2 separate regions of the Homo sapiens genome follow, and region 1 is linked to region 2. Evidence: chromatin contacts called from ENCODE Hi-C or POLR2A ChIA-PET data. All regions are on one chromosome and are shown on one strand. Each heading gives the region's core, a stretch centred on a gene start or an enhancer-like site at or near the end of the contact. The rest is flanking DNA. Distances are from core to core; before and after follow the strand shown. Region 1 overlaps PRKAR1B (protein kinase cAMP-dependent type I regulatory subunit beta). Region 2 has its middle 33 kb from the start of PDGFA.

Region 1 (5,470 bases), core at 878-3,377, 180 kb before region 2:
TTGAGAATGGGTGATTTAGGCATTGCCAGTGAGCGGGGTCCATACTGTCCTGTAGTGAACTGCAGCTGCAGGGAGACAGCTCAGGGGTGAGACAGGACCAGGAGTTCCCATCACACAGGTGTTGGGCTGGAGTGGTCTTATTCCCAGGCACGCCTATGCACACAGTCATGCACACACAATCTCACTCAGATACCACAGAATTTAAGGTGTGTTTAAAACATCTTTTGGAAGGAGAGAGTTGTGGATGTCATTTATAAGTAATAACATTCTCTGAGCCTCAGTTTCCTCAGGTGTCAAATGAAGATAATAAAACCTACTTTGAGGTTGTTGTGAGAATATAAAGCAAGAATATCTATGTGTGTACTGTTATCACCACCATCATTATCATCACCATCATAGTCATCACCATTACCATCATCACCATCCCCACCATCACCATCATCACTGTCATCATCACCATCATTATCATCACCATCACCACCACCATCCTCATCACCACCATTGCCATCATCATCGTTATCACCACCATCATCATCACCATCCCCACCATCACCATCATCACTGTCATCATCACCATCATTATCATCATCACCATCACCACCACCATCCTCATCACCACCATTGCCATCATCATCTTTATCATCACCATCATCATCATCACCGCCATCATCATCACTGTTGTGGTCATTGTCATCACCATCTTTCTGTGGCCCTTTGGCTGTGTGGCAGTGGAGTCCATGAAGGTACTTCTTCTGGATGGTGCCTTGCCCCTTGGAGGCTGGCCCGGCTATCCAGACAGACCCCGCAGTCAGGCCCCACTCAGTACTTGGTCTGAGAAAGAGGCTGGGGTAGCCTTGAGTCATTCTCTGCTCCACCCTGGGCCTGAGTTGGTGAATAGGCCGCTCCGGGCCTCCCAGCACCCACAGTCAGCAGGAAGATCCCTAGGAGGCCACCTTGTCCCCACCTCACTGTACTGAACAGAGCTCTGAGACCCAGTGAGAGGGGGCCTTGGCCTGTTGCACTGACCCACACAGCAATTGTCCAGCTGGGGCTGGAGTGGGGTGTCCTTATCCCCTGGGACGGCACCTGCACAGCCCCTCTGCAGAGTTGAGTAGCTCCCAGGGCAGGCCCCAGGGTGGTGGTAGGTGCAGCCTTCTCACCTTGTGTCAGCTATTGGAGCGAAGCAGATTCCGCATCCTACCTGGGGTGCCCGGGGCAGTTACGCCTCGGCCAGGGACCTCAGCAGCCTCAGGAAGCAGCCCCGCGTGCTCCGGAGCTCTCTGATGTGCCAGGACCATGAAGGCTGTCCCTGGAGCGTGTGTCCCAGGGAAGCAGCCCCGCATGTTCCGGAGCTCTCTGATGTGCCAGGACCATGAAGGCTGTCCCTGGAGCGTGTGTCCCAGGCCTTGGGGAGTGAGGTGGAGGCCCTTGGGTTCTATCCCGGTCCCTTCCCGGCTTTCCCTGATTAGGGCGCCTGTAGGGGGAGCATCGCTGAGCTCCTGGGAGCCGAGAAACGTGATAATTGGGTGGCACCGTGCGTGTTTGTGTTGTGCGTTGGGCCTCCGGCGGGGACCTCATTACTGGAGCTGCCAGACGGGCACAGGCGAGGGCACCTCACCCTTGAGGCGGCCTTCCTGGCAGTGGCTCCAGCTCTCTGCTGCTTTAATTAAAACAGGCCTCTGGCTTGAGCAGCACCGCTGGCCTGCGCAGCTGTCTGTTATCTGTCGCTGTTTCTCTTCCTCCCACCCGCGTATCTCTGCAGTCTGTTTTTCCACAAACTGGCTCGGATCCTCAGGTGATGGGAAAAACAAGCCCTTCTGCCGAATTCACGGGCAGCTGAAGGGAGCTGTCTCCTGGCTTCTCTGAGCCTTCACGGCCCCCTCTCCCCATTCTGGCTTGGGCTTTGGGACTTTCTGCTTCCCTTTCGGGCAACATTAAAAAAACAAAATTAGCATTTTGGAAAATGCAGGGCCTCATCCGAGGAGATGCTTAATGGCTTGAACATGCAAAGAATTTGATTTCCATTTGCAGAAAGCCCAGCTGGATCTCAGCAGAGGAGACCTTGAGGTTAGCAAATCAGGGGCCACGTGAGCCCGGGAGGCTTTAGAAGCTGAATTCAACGGAGGCTGAAGCCTGGGGTTTGAAGCTTGCATCAGATGATGTATGCAATGGCCAGTCCCTGGGCCATGGGCCTCGGGCATGTTGTCTTTCTAGAGCTCCCCCGTGGCCCCCGAGGCTGCCGTTTGGCAGGGGAGGCAGAGAGAGGTTAAGCAGGCTGCGTCGGGCCACCCAGCTTGGAGTAGAAGCTGGGACTTTGACCTGGCTGGGATGTGGCTGCTTGGGGCTGACTTGCCCACCGTGAATGCACACACAGCTCATTAACCTGCCGGGAAAAGACAACAACCTTTTTAAGAGAACAGTCATTTTCCACACGCCTAGCGTTTTCCAGCTAATAACAAGTCTCGTGGCCTGCGCCTGGAGCTGCGGGGCAGTTGCAGCTCTCCGTGGAGCCTGTTTCAAAGGGTCTCCAGGGCTGGCGCTATCTAATACCACAGTGACAACAAGCCCTCTTGCTTTGTCTGATTTGTGAGTGGAGAGAAGAACCTCAGGTCTTTCTTACCACTTCCCCCAGGTGATCGTGGCCTGCGTGGATCTTGCCTGTGGTCCTGGCTGTTTGGTGCCCTGAGATTTTTGTTTTTGTTTTTTTGAGACACAGTCTTGCTCCGTTGCTCAGGCTGGAGTGTAGTGGCACGATCTTGGCTCACTGCAGCCTCGACTTCCTGGGCTCAAGTGATCCTCCTGCCTCAGCCTCCCGACTAGCTGGGGCCACAGGCGTGCACCACCACACCCAGCTATTTTTTTTTTTTAGTTTTTGTAGAGACAGAGTCTCGCTGTGTTGCCCAGGCTGGACTTGAGCCTCCTGGGCTCAAGCGATCCTCTGGCCTCAGCCTCCCATAGTGTTGGGATTGCAGGCATGAGCCACCACACCCAGCAGCTGCTGTAACATTTTGAAACTTGTGGAATTTGGTGGTGTGTGGTCTCCGGTACCACATCTTCTGACCCCTAGCCAGTTCACGTTTTGTTGTCACTGACAAGCCCCTGCAGACCTGGGGGCTGAGATGCTGCACGTGGCCTCTGCCTCCAGCACCCAGTATGTGGATGGGGACCCGAGGCCCAGAGAAGGTGCAGGAAGGCCCACTGCCCCGGGCAGGGAATGGGGCTGTCCTTCAGATGGAGGGTGCCAGGGCAGAGGCTGTGTTCATGCAGGCCTGAGGCTAAGCCCTGGTGCAGCACTGGCCACTGTGCTGTGTCGGGGACCACATAGCGACCAGAAGGAGGGATGCACCAGCTTTCACATTCCGACGGACGCCATGGGTCCTGGCATGGCTCCATTCTTGAGCCCTGGTCACTAAAAATAGCCCCGTCGCCTGCCAGCGGGTGTGAGGAATTCACCAGCTGGCTGGGGATGGGGGTCTGTGGAGAGAGGCCAGGCGAAGGGAAGGTTGCGTGGGGAGGGCCCTCCATGGAGGGGAATGTAACCGTCGAGCTGGTCCTGGCCCTATGGGGCTCCTTGTAATACAAAGCATCTTGTCAGCAATTTGGTGACCCTGTTCCCACTTGTCGGGGGGGACCCTGAGGCTCAGAGACAGCGGGGGGCTTGCCCAGGTCACACGGTTTCCGTGGGAAAGATCAGCCCTCCTGAGACCAGGCCCTGCACGCCCACCTGTCTGCTCCCTGCAGAATGAGGAAGCCACTCCGATTCGGGAGGCAGTTGTAACTCACGCTCCCTGAGTTCTGCTTGGGGTCAGGTGTGTGGCTGAGAGCTGTGAGTGTGCTGTCTCGCTGTCCTGATGGCAGCCCTGAGGGCACGTGGTAACACTGTCCCCAAGTTCCAGGTGAGGATCTGACACACGGAGAGCTGTGGCCACCTGCTTCGGGCCACCGCTGCTGCCCAGACCACCACATGCACCCTGGTTTGACCACGGTCTGTGTAGGGCCAGGACCCTGGGACACAGCCGTCCCCTCCCCTCCTGACCGAGAGCCTTTTCTTTTCTAGTAGGGACCAGTATTTTAAAAGTGAATGGGCCGGGCACGGTGGCTCACGCCTGTAATCCCAGCACTTTGGGAGGCTGAGGCAGGGGGATTGCTTGAGCCCAGGAGTTTGAGACCAGCCTGGGCAGCATAGCAAGACCCCATCTCTACCCTCCTCCTAAAAATTAAAAAATTAGCTGGGCATGGTGGCATGCACCTGTAGTTGCAGCTACTCAGGAAGCTGAGGTGGGAGGATTGCTTGAGGCTGGGAGGTTGAAGCTACGGTGAGCTGTGATTGCACCACTCCTCTCTCCAGCCTGGGTGACAGGGCAAGACCCTGTCTCAAAAAGAAAAATAAGTAAAAATAAACACACATCAATAAAAAGTGGATTATTGTCTGGTTGTCTCATGGGTGTGATAGTTGCTGCTGGACCACTGAGGAAGTGACTGATTCTTCCCGCGGGTGGGCCCTTGTTCATCAGACCTAGTGAAACTTCAGCCACATCCACAAGGGATTTTCCAGGCAAAGAAGAGGGGGGACTAAGTTCCTGAGTGTCTTGGGGCCTCTTTCAGGACTCTGTCCTGTCTGTTCATTGAACACTCTTAGATCTTTTCTGGGTTTCAGTCTGTTTGAAAGCATCAGAAAATGTTAGGAAGGAAGAGGGTGATGAACAGGGTGGTGCTTCTGGAAGGCCCCTGCTGTGGCCGCTCCGAGGGTGAGAGCCTGGGCCCCAGGTGGTGGGGGGAGCTTTGGAGGCTGGGGCCCAGGACTCAGCATTGCTTGGAGGGTGTCCCAGGAGACTTGCTCAGACTCTGCTGTGGGTGCCCGTGGGACTGGAGGGGAGCTCAGGCATGGGGAGAGTAGGTATTTGGATCTGTTGGGGTGGGGACCTGTGCCACTGAGGGGAGAGTAGGTATTTGGATCTGTTGGAGTGGGGACCTGTGGCATGGCGGGGAGAGTAGGTGTTTGGATCTGTTGGGGTGGGGACTTGTGCTATGGGGGGGAGAGTAGGTAATTGCATCTGTTGGGGTGGGGACCTGTGCCACTGGGTGGAGAGTAGGTATTTGGATCTGTTGGGGTGGGGACCTGTGGCATGGGGGGGAGAGTAGGTATTTGGACCCGTTGGGGTGGGGAACTTGTGGCACTGGGGGGAGAGTAGGTATTTGGACCCGTTGGGATGGGGACCTGTGCCATGGAGGGAAGAGTAGGTATTTGGACCCGTTGGGGTGGGGACCTGTGCCATGGGGGGGAGAGTAGGTATTTGGACCTGTTGGAGTAGGGACCTGTGCCTTGCGGGGGAGAGTAGGTATTTGGACCCGTTGGGGTGGGGGACCTGTGCCATGTGGGGGAGAGTAGGTATTTGGACCCGTTGGGGTGGGGACCTGTGCCATGGGGGGGAGAGTAGGTATTTGGATCTGTTGGGGTGTGGACCTGTGC
Region 2 (5,257 bases), core at 2,638-5,137:
TCATTACTGACATTGTGGTAAGTTTGAAATCCAAAATTGTGAGTCCTCCAGCTTTGTTCTTTGTAAAAACTGTTTTCTTTTCATTTATAATTGCCCTGGCTAGAAAGTACCTCCAGTAGAATGTTGACTAGAAGTGGCTGAAGCCGACATCTTTGTCTTGCTCCTGATCTTAGGGGAAGAGTTCTAAGTCTTTTGCCTTAGCTAGCTGTGGGTTTTATGTAGATGTCCTTTATTAGGGTGAGAAAGTTCCCTTCTATTCCTAGTTGTTGAGTGTTTATTTATTTTTGTTATGAAAAAATATTAGATTGTCCTTTTTTTGCATCAGTTGAGATGATCATGTGATTTTTATTTTTATTCTGTTAATATGGTATATTACACTGATTTTTTTTTTGTATGTTGAACCACCTTTGCATTCCTGGAATAAATCCCACTTGGTCATGGAGCACAGTCATTATTTTTGTATGTTGCTGGATTTGGCTTTTTAATATTTTATTTATTTAATATTTTTATTTATTGAAATTTTGTGTGTCTATACATGAGGGATAGTAGTCTGTAGTTTTCTTGTGATGTCTTTGTGTGGTTTTGGTGACAGGTTATGACTGGCTTCACAGAATGAGTTCTTTCCTCTTCTATTTTTTCAAAGAGTTTGGGAAGCATTTGTGTTAATTCCTTTTTAAATATTTGGTAGCATTCACCAGTGAAGCCATCTGGTCCTGGGCTTTTCTTTGTAGGAAGTTTTTTGATTACTAATTCAATCTCTTTGCTTACTATAAGTCTTCATATTTCTTCGGGCCTCTTTTTCTTGAGTCAGTTTGTGATTCTAGGAATTTGTTCATTTCATCTAGGTTATCTAATTTCTTGGCACACAATGTTCACAGCATTCCTTTATTATTTTTATTTCTGTAAGGCTGATACTAATGTTCCCTCTTTTCATTCCTGAGTTTAGTAATTTGATTATTCTGTCTACTTCTTGGTCAGTGTAGCTAAAGTTTTGTCTATTTTATTTTTTTCAAGAACCAACTTTTGGTTTTGTTAATATTCTCTATTGTTTTTCTACTCTTTATTTTTAAAATTTATTTCCCCCGTAATTTTTTTTTTTTTGAGACAGAGTCTTGCTATGTTGCCCAGGCTGGTCTTGAACTGGGCTCACGTGATCCTCCTGCCTCAGCCTTTCAAGTAGCTCTCTAATCTTTGTTATTTCATTTTTCTGCTTGTTTTGGGTTTGGTTTGGTTTTTTTTTCCATTTTTTAAAAGATGGAAGATTAAGTTATTGATTTGACGTCTTTTCTTTTTTATTTTAAAAAATTAGGAGTTTCTAGCTATAAATGTCCCTCTAAGCACTGTTTTAAGCTGCATCCCATAAGCTTTGGTAAGTTGAGTTTTCTTTCATCTCAAAGTATTTTCTGGTTTTCGCTGGGATGTCTTCTTTGACTTATTGGTTATGTAGGAGTGTGTTGTTTAATTTCCACATATTTGTGAATTTCATAAATTTTCATCTATTAATGATTTCTAATTTTATTTCATTATGGTCAGAGAACATACTTGGTATGATTTTCATTATTTTGAATTTATTGAGACTTCTTTTATGGCCAAACATATGGTCTATCCTGGAGAATGTTTCACGTGCACTTGAAAAGAATGTGTGTTTCTGGATGGGCGCAGTGGCTCACACCTGTAATCCCAGCACTTTGGGAGGCCAAGGCAGGCGGATCACTTGAGTCAGGAGTTTGAAACCAGCCTGGCCAACATGGTGAAACCCTGTCTCTACTAAAAATACAAAAATTAGCCGGGCATGGTTGGGCATGCCTGTAATCTCAGCTACTCAGGAGGCTGAGGCACGAGAATCGCTTGAACCCGGGAGGTGGAGGCTGCAGTGAGCTGAGATTGCACCACTGCACTCCAGCCTGGGTGACAGAGCGAGACTCCATCTCCAAAAGAAAAAGAATGTGTATACCTTTATGGTTGAATGGAGTGTTCTGTAGATGCACATAAGATCGAGTTGGTGTATGATGTTGTCCAGGTCTTCTACTTGCTGGTTGATCTTTGGTCTAGTTGTTCAATTTCAATTTGTTTTTGTATATCGTCCTTAGATCCTGCAACCTTGCTAAATTCACTTATTAGTTTTAGTAGAATTCTTTTGAAATTCCTTTGAGTTTTCTACATACATGATCATGTTATCTGGAAATAAGAACTGTTGTATTTCTTCTTTTGCATTCTGTATGCCTTTTATTTCTTTTTCTTGCCTTGTTGTACTGGCTGGGACCTCCAGAACAAATAGAAGTGACAATAGAATGGGCAATCTTGCTTTATTCCTGTTATTAGCTAGAAAGCAATGAGCCTTTCAACATTGAGTAAGATGTTAGCTGTAGCTGTTTTGTAGATGCCTTTAATGAAGTTGAGGAGGTTTGCTTCTCCTATTAGTTTTCTGAGAGGGTTTTTTGTTTTTCTTAAATCATGAAAAGTTGTTGAATTGTGTCCATTTTTTTTGCATCTATTGCATTTCATTGTATGGTTTCTGCATCTGTTAAAATTACCATGTGATTTTTTTTTACATAATTCTATTATTGTGAATTACATTGATTAGTTTTTCAAATGCTACATTAACCTTGCATTCCTGAGATTAACCCACCTTGGTCATTAAATACGTTTCTTTTTATATTGATTCTACTTGTTAATCATTTGTTAAGGATTTTTGTGTCCATGCTTAAGTGGGAAATTGTTCTGTAGTCCTCTTTTCCTGTGGTGTCTTTGGTTTTGAATCAGGGTTTTTGGAGAGTCACAGAAAGTTACAGCCACACAGAGACAAACACATAGACACAAAAACACATGGAGCACCACACACATTCACGTACAGGCACACACATTCACATACAGGTTCACACATTCACACACAGGCTCATGCATTCACACGCATTCACATGCAGGCACACTCACTCACGTGCAGGTCCACACACAGGGACACACATTCACACACAGGCTCACGCATTCTCACGTAGGCACACGCATTCACATGCAGGCTCACACATTCACACACAGGCTCATGGAGTCACACGCACACACATGCTCACACAGGCATACACAGTCACACGCAGGCTCACGCAGGCACACGCAGGCTCATGCAGGCACATGCAGGCTCACATATTCACATGCCTCACACACAAGCGCGCCTCACACACAAGCACATGCATTCACACACAGGCATACACATTCACATGCAGGCTCACATAGGCTCACACGGGCACACACATTCACACACAGGCACGCACACATTCACACACAAGCTCACACACAGGCTCATATAGACACCCTCGAGGATGCTTCAGTCCGACGCGGAGTCAGGAGAGCTCGGACTCACTGAGGACCCTGCTATGGTCTGCAGCTGTGTTCATTTATCAGCTGGGACAGTGTGGGGTGCTCCTTGGACGCTGTCTGTTTCTCCCGCTCTGAGAAGAGCCCTGCCCCGGTTACGAATCCTTCATGACCGTGATTTCTGCCGCTTCCCGGGAGTCATCAGGGTACAGGGATCCCGCCTCCTGACAGTGCCCTTCTGCGGCCCTGTCCCTGTTCTGTGGACGAGGACACAGCCATCCAGGGGTGGAGCCGTGCATTCCAGGGCCCTTATCCTGTTCAGCCACCCCTCCCTCCCACAGCGTCCCCTCCCTGCCCCACCTGGCATTGGCCCCAACCCCCAGCGCCCTTCTTGGTGGCGGGTGTGGACTGCACAAGCTTGTGGCGATGGAAAGCTGGGCTGGGGCCAGACTTGGTGAGAGGCCACGAGAGCTGGCACTGAGGGGCCCTCGCAGTGGGATGCCCTGCCAGGCTTCTGGGGCCATGTCCCTCCTGTGGCTGTCCAAGCCCCACAGATGGCGATGCAGTGTGTACGTCCTGCAGCTCCTCGTGGCCTGGCGAGTCACAGCCTGTCCTGTGTTGATTTTGCTGCTCAGCAAGGGATGTGGGCAGATAGTGTCACAGTTATTTATCAGGAGGCAGAGAACCCCTGGCAGAAGTGGGTCTTGGGGAGGCTAGACTCACTAGAGCCCCAGCCTGGGAGCTGTGGCTTGCTGGCCTGCAACCGTGGACCCCAGCCCCTGGGGGCCCTGGAAGCCTGTTTCTCCATGATCAAGGGCCGTTTTTTGCGAGTGTTTGCAAGGGAGGAAGGGCTTCCTGCAGGATCTTCCCGTGTGATGTCTCTATGGGCTTTCTCCTGGGACAGGGACCCATCAAAGGTGGGAAGGGAGGGTGGTGCTGTCCGGGGAGGTAGGTGAGGGGACCACAGTCTGAGGTCCAAACTGCAAAGGGTTCACCCCGTAGCCTCCTCCCTCCTTCATTCCCTCCTTTCTTTTGTTCTCTCCCTCCTCACCTCTCCATTCGTTTTTTTGGAGCTACTGGGGCTGGAGCCGCCTCCTGGGATTGTGGCAGCCTTGGAAGATGGGTCCTCCAGTGAGAGCCTCGGGGCTGGGAGGAGAGGCCCAGGGTGCCGCAGTCCCAGTCCCAGGGTCATGGGGGGCCCTCGAGCGCGGGGGACCCTGGGGCCTCTGTGCAAGGGATGGCTCTGGGGCCCTGTGCTGATGGAGGACTCTGTGTTTACCTAATGAGGGGGTGCATGGGGGTTGGCAAACAGCCCTTGACTGCTGGCGGAGGCTGTCGGCTTGGGTGGCTTCCAGAGGCCCCTCAGCCCTGCATACCTTCCTCCCGGGCTCCAGTCCCGCCTCCCCCACCTTCTCGAACACAGACCTGCAGCGACCCTGAACAAAAGGAAATCCCTAAAGCTAATGTCCATGGGGGCTGGTGGGAAGTGAGCAAGAGTGGGGGTGGGGTCAGGGCCCTCGGAAGCAGGGGTCATGCGGGAGTGGGAGTGTCCCCCTGCCTGCCCCAAGCCCAAGGGGAAATACCTGAGTGAGCCCTGGCCCGTAGGAGGCGTGTGAGGAATGTTCCAAAAATCCTAGGCTGAGTGAATGAGGCCCTCACCCAGGCAGGGTCTAGGGCCAGGGACAGAAAGGCTTGTCTGAGGACACACTGGGAGCCAGCCCGTCTTTGGGTGACCCCAGACGTCACCCCAACCTGGATTTCCAAACCAGGTCCCCCAAGGCTCTGGCCCTGAGCAGGTGGAGGAGGGGAGGGGCAGGCAGACACAGTGTCGGCTTGGGGGAACGGGGTTGGGGGTACGGCAGAGGGACGGTCCCACATCTAGAGGCCAAATTCAGGACAGCCTAAAAAACACCCTCCGGAAAAGGCAGCCCAAATCATCTCATGTGCT

What was found. A loop is a pair of places that touch in the nucleus more often than their neighbours do. ChIA-PET counts read pairs that join two places held with the same protein, here RNA polymerase II (POLR2A).
Region 1: a loop to region 2 is called in a map of endothelial cell of hepatic sinusoid, with 10 times the contacts of the local background. The contact joins two enhancer-like sites. A Hi-C loop is called at or near these places in 1 of 168 maps with a recorded cell type or tissue (endothelial cell of hepatic sinusoid). POLR2A ChIA-PET finds 5 or more read pairs at or near these places in 2 of 52 experiments (H1 and activated T-cell).

Annotation. Positions count from the first base shown.
Region 1 is chr7:662,151-667,620 of GRCh38, reverse strand. The region is part of intron 4 of PRKAR1B (protein kinase cAMP-dependent type I regulatory subunit beta); the gene reads left to right. Among named protein-coding and RNA genes, the nearest start is that of DNAAF5, 62 kb to the left of the region's middle. Within about 2 kb of position 2,127, at least 12 of the 41 ENCODE cell types and tissues checked have a DNase peak (open chromatin) inside an H3K27ac peak, as active enhancers do.
Region 2 is chr7:484,286-489,542 of GRCh38, reverse strand. No RefSeq gene overlaps it. Among named protein-coding and RNA genes, the nearest start is that of PDGFA, 33 kb to the left of the region's middle. Within about 2 kb of position 3,887, at least 2 of the 41 ENCODE cell types and tissues checked have a DNase peak (open chromatin) inside an H3K27ac peak, as active enhancers do.